Linked DNA regions of Homo sapiens: region 1 is linked to region 2. The links are chromatin contacts, found by Hi-C or POLR2A ChIA-PET in ENCODE. All regions are on one chromosome and are shown on one strand. The core of a region is the stretch at or near the end of the contact, and the rest is flanking DNA. Distances in the headings are between cores, read along the strand shown. Region 1 holds the start of CELF6 (CUGBP Elav-like family member 6). Region 2 overlaps CORO2B (coronin 2B).

Region 1 (2,700 bases), core at 47-2,546, 3.7 Mb before region 2:
AGCGTGCACCTGTCATCCCAGCTACTTGGGAGGCTTAGGTGGGAGGATCGCTTGAACCCAGGAGGTTGAGGCTGCAGTGATCTTAGATCGCACCACTGCACTACAGCCTGGGTGACAGAATGATAACCTATCAAAAAAAAAAAAAGGAAATCTCTATTAAAATAATTAGCAATTTTACTGAAAGAGGCATGAAAAATATATTATGGAATAAATATATAATTTATGAAGTATGTGTCTTTGTCCAAACATTGTATTACTACTTTGTGCAAACATCACTGATCCATCAAGAGAATACCTAGACATGTGCAGGAGTAATAAAATTCCATCAGCTCTGATATTTTGCCAACTTTCAGTCATATAGAAAGCGTAGCTGTACATATGTCTTTCATTTTCGTAATTCTGAACCTGTATTTGTGAAAATAAGAGGGGAACATATTTAACAAATTGTAATTTGATTTGTATCTTTTAAATGTTTAGATGCACAGTATGTCGATTTCCATTTCTTATTTTGCGCTGGGCCCAACAAATGTTGGGGTGGGCCTGGCCCTAACATCCTCGACCCTCAGAACCTCAGCTTCCTTTTCCGGAAAAAGAGAACACTCCTGAGTTCACAGAACTGGGATGAACTGGGCACCTGGTGCATAATGGGTTCTGAGTAAATACGGCTAAGTTCCCTCACTCTCCTAAGGAGGAATCCGTGTTCAAGGAGTGTTTAAGGGGTTTTTATTTTATTCTTCCTTTCTTTTTAAGGCTGCAAGGGAGACGAATGTGTCTGAGGCTCAGGGGTAAGAAAGTGGTTAAAGACACCGAAGACAGAGATGTGTGATGGGGCGGGGTGGGATTGGCTCCGAGGGACTGGCTCGATAGTGGGAATAGAGAAGAGGAATCCCCATCCACCCCCGCAGGAAACGCACCAGCGTTTGGAGGTGTGTGTGCCTGCGTGTGCCTGCGTTTGCCTGTGTGTGCCTGTGTGTGCGGTGGGGATTAGCCCCGACTCCGGCAGACACCATCACGCATGACGAAGCTGCTTCCCCTCACGCGGCCCAAGGCGCACACGCGCGATCCACGGCCACGCCCGCACACACTCGACACACACAGGGCATTCGAGGGTCCGGTTGCCATGGCGAGCAGGAGCGCGTGAGCCCAGCCGCCCCCCCCGCCCCCGGCGAGCCCAGTCAACTCCCACTCTGATTGGCGGCTGCTTCCTCATTATGCAAATCATTTGCGTAGACTCGGCGGCCAGCTGCCTGACGTCACCAAGCACGGGGGCTGGGGCTCGGGGCTCGGCTCTGGGAGAGCTCGGGCGGGAGCCCAGAGAGAGCCGCACGGGGACCTCAAGCCAGACCCCAGCGTTCAGCCGCCACCTCGGCCCGGGCCCGCCCCGCCCCGGCCCCGCCCCTTTCCTGCCCGCCCCACCCCCTCTACGCCCCTCCACCCGGACCCCGCCCCCTGGGCAGCCCCCCGCCCTCTCCGCCCGGGCTCCGCCCCCTCCCCCTGGCCCTCGCCACCGGTCCAGGGAGGGGACGGCGGGACAGGCGGGACCAGTGGGACCGGCGGGAGGGCTGACAGGGCGGGGACATGGCCGCGGCGCCGGGAGGGTCAGCGCAGCCCGCTGGCCCCGGCCCGCGCCTGGGTTTCAGCACCGCGGACAGCGGCGTCGGCATGAGCGGGCTAAACCCCGGTCCCGCCGTACCCATGAAGGACCACGACGCCATCAAGCTCTTCGTGGGGCAGATCCCGCGGGGCTTGGACGAGCAGGACCTCAAGCCGCTGTTCGAGGAGTTCGGCCGCATCTACGAGCTGACGGTGCTGAAGGACCGGCTCACCGGCCTCCACAAAGGTGCGCGGGGTCAGCCCAGCCCAGCCCAGCCCCAATCCGATTAGAGTGTGGCCCGACCCCAGCCCAGCCCCAGCCCTAGCCCTGCCGAGAGCCAGTCCAACACCAGTCCAATATCAGCCCCACCTCAGCCCAGCCCCCTTCCCAGATCACAGAATTTTCTCTCTGACATCCTCCCTCTGATTATCACTGTGGTCCCCTAACATGTTCTCCACTCTAACCTCCAAATTCCTGGCCTCCACCTCTCACATCCCAGCAGTCCCTGCCTTTCAATTGGACCTTTCCACCACCTCTCCCATCAGACCTAAAATTCTGGAATTTGAAAACTTATTCCACCTTCTAGATCTCGAATACCCTCAATTTCCCAAACCCTGAGCCCAAACACTCCTGAATCCTCCATCTGGTGGCACCTCACTCAGGCCTAACCACCCACATGCATATCTTGGACTTGCACCCCTCCTCTGGCCTCCTAGTCCGGCCATCCCCCTCAAGAGCCTTCTTTTGACTCTCAGACTGCCAACCTAAAACACCGCAGACCCAAACCCTCCCCTTCTTCAGAACCCAGACCTGTCTAACACAAAATCCAATTCAATTCCCAGGAGGCTCTCAGTTCCAGACACCCCCTCATGTTCAACAACAGCCCCAATCTCTCCTGCCCTTCGCCAGAATCCCAATGCACTCTACCTCTTTTGATTTCAGTTCAGAACCCTGACCTCAGCTGGGAACTCCTGCCACCCTGTGTCCCTTTCTTCTTGGATTTCTCTCAGCTAAATCCACACTTCTTTCCTTCTCTAATCCCCTCACTCCTGTGCCTCTTCTTTGCTCCTCCCCAGTCCTCTTTATGGCCTCTTTCTTTCCCTCCC
Region 2 (2,700 bases), core at 59-2,558:
TACAAACCTGGCTATGGGTTAAGTCCTTCTCCAACTTCGTCTCATTTAATTCTCACTCCTAAGCAAAAGAGATTATCCCCATTTTAAAGATGGAAAACCAAGACTCAGAAGGTCAAATAGTGGCTCACATTTATAATCCCAGCACTTTGGATCGGGAGATCACTTAGGGGTGGGAGGATCACTTGAGCCCAGGAGTTTGATACCAGCCTGGGCAACATAGTGAGAACCTATCTCTACAAATAATAAGAAAATCAGAAAAATTAGCCAGGCATGGTGGCATGTGCCTATAGTCCCAGCTCCTTGGGAGGCTGAGGTGGGAGGATCACTTGAACCTGGGAGGTCAAAGCTGTAGTGACCCATGATTGCACCACTGTCCTCCAGCCTAGGAGACCCTGTCTCAAAAAAAAAAAAAAAAAGAAGTGAAACTTGCCCAATGTCACGTGACTGTCAAGGAGCTGAACTGAGCTTTGAACCCAGGTCTGTATTATCCCAAAGCTTGTCCTCTTAAGTCACATTGCTTCCCTAACACAAACCAACAACCAAACCAAAGCAAGGCCAATCTCTTCTCACAAGGCTCTGGTAACCAACCCATCTGGAAAGGCAGAGTTATGAAGACAGAGCCACAGTTCATTCCCATCCCAGGTGCACATGTGCTGGTCTCCAGTTCAGGCCAGTGTGGAACCCTGGGCAGGTCCCCTTTCAGGAATGCCTCCTCCTCATCTCCTCCTGCCAAACCCTATTCAATAGTACGAGTACAGTTCAAATGTCTCCAGCGCTGCGAAGCCTCTCTGGTCCCTGAGAAAGAACTCAGCACTCCCTGCATCGTGCTTGCTCCAGGTCTCCATGCTGGCACGCACTGCGTTGTTCTCCAGCTAACTGTTTATGTGTCTGCTTCCCCTAGCAGACTGAGTCCCATGGGGCTGGAGGCAGTGTGTGATTTGTCTGTGCCTCCATTCCAGCCATGAGCACAGGTCCTGGCACCTCCAAGATGCTCAATTGCTCATTAGACGCTGTGGCTACATTGCTTATGGCCTTGAGGGTCCCTACACCTGCACTGGCAGGGTTTATGGTGGTCACACAGTTGAGAATATTCACTGCCGATCTCATCCGTCCACTCCAAGCTGAGTAACACACCCGTTAATCAGCAGGCGAGGAGAACATCTGTGGCTCCTTCAGAAAGTAATAGCTTCCCGGAAGCGGAGCAGCATATAATAGGCCCTGTACCGCTCGCTGTGCTCCCAAGTGGAGCTCGGCCAGCAGACTGCCTTGCATTTACCCCAGCAGACTTTCTACCCTTTGTTGGGGGATTTCATCAGAGAAACTGGCTCCCCGCCCAACCCTGCCTGACACGCACAGTGGGAAGGCCTAGAAACCTTCTAGCCCTGGTCCTGCCTCAGCTGGCTGAGTGAGTGGCTGAGTGACGGCAGGCACACTCCCTCTCTGGGCCTCAGTTTATTTATCTGCAAAACAAAGAAATAATTACCCTACTATAGCTGCTTGATAAGACTCAGATTAAAAAAAGGAATGAGAGAATAAAACAGAGAAGGCACTTTGGAAATATAAAACTGATTCAAAAGCAAGATGCGGGACCAGGTGTTCCCTAAACGCAGACTTTTGAATGAGGTTGGAAGGGGAAGACCCTCTTTACTCCTGTGGCTTAAAATAACTTATCAGACTCATGGACAAGTGTTCTGTCCTTTCTGGGCCTCAGTTTAGTCATTTGTCAAACAAGAGGTTGAATGGAATCAGTGTTTTCCAAACTTCATAATTTGTGTATCACTGCCAACATGTTCTTGCCATTTCTACAAATCACCCGAACCATGTTTATTTAAAAATTTTCTTTAAATTGGCTCTTTCTAACATTTAAATATCTGTACAAACATCATTCTAAGCAATTTAAGCCATGACATCACAGTTTGATGTCCTAGCTACCTTTTTTCCTAAAACACATTAAATAAATATACGACAATTAGGCCGGGCATGGTGGCTCACACCTGTAATCCCAGCACTTTGGGAGGCCAAGGCGGGTGGATCATCTGAGGTCAAGAGTTCGAGACCAGCCTGGCCAACATGGTGAAACCCCGTCTCTACTAAAAATATAAAAATTAGCCAGGTGTTGTGGCGTGCGCCTGTAATCCCAGCTACTCAGGAGGCTGAGGCAGGAGAGTTGCTTGAACCCGGGAAGCAAAGGCTGCAGTGAGTCAAGACTGTGCCACTGTACTCCAGCCTGGGAGACAGAGTGAGACTCTGTCTCAAAATAAAAAATAAAAAAAACATGACTCCACTTTCATCTTCTATAAAATGAGAGTGACGATGCCAGCATTGTCCACCCAAAAAGGAGAGAACACAGCAAGGAAAGACCTAGAGTTTATCTGGTCCTACTATTCACACTGAGTTTGCTGAGAATGAACACGTGCACACACACACACGCATGCACGCACTCATATATATGTACATGTACATATATGTATGGGTACACATATGTATGTGTACATATATATATACACACACACACACATTTACACCCAGCATTTACAATTACACCCAACCATGTTTATTCAGGCCCTGCTGGGACTATCTTGTGTACTACTGGTAGTCTATGTCCATTTTTGAGAAGCAGAGGGAGAGAGAGCCATTTGGAACATTTCCAGCTCCAACAGTCCAAGGTTTACATCCATGTGATGCACGCACCTGGCACCA

Evidence for each region. A loop is a pair of places that touch in the nucleus more often than their neighbours do. ChIA-PET counts read pairs that join two places held with the same protein, here RNA polymerase II (POLR2A).
Region 1: a loop to region 2 is called in a map of posterior vena cava, with 16 times the contacts of the local background. The contact joins the promoter of CELF6 here to the enhancer-like site in region 2. A Hi-C loop is called at or near these places in 1 of 168 maps with a recorded cell type or tissue (posterior vena cava). POLR2A ChIA-PET finds 5 or more read pairs at or near these places in 1 of 52 experiments (AG04450).

The regions. Positions count from the first base shown.
Region 1 is chr15:72,318,753-72,321,452 of GRCh38, reverse strand. CELF6 (CUGBP Elav-like family member 6) reads left to right here and starts at 1,296. Exons shown (of 13, transcript NM_052840.5): 1 at 1,296-1,840. The coding sequence starts at 1,579. RefSeq lists silencers at 1,160-1,209, 1,270-1,609.
Region 2 is chr15:68,619,484-68,622,183 of GRCh38, reverse strand. All of the region lies in intron 1 of CORO2B (coronin 2B), which reads right to left. Among named protein-coding and RNA genes, the nearest start is that of CORO2B, 42 kb to the right of the region's middle. Within about 2 kb of position 1,308, at least 18 of the 41 ENCODE cell types and tissues checked have a DNase peak (open chromatin) inside an H3K27ac peak, as active enhancers do.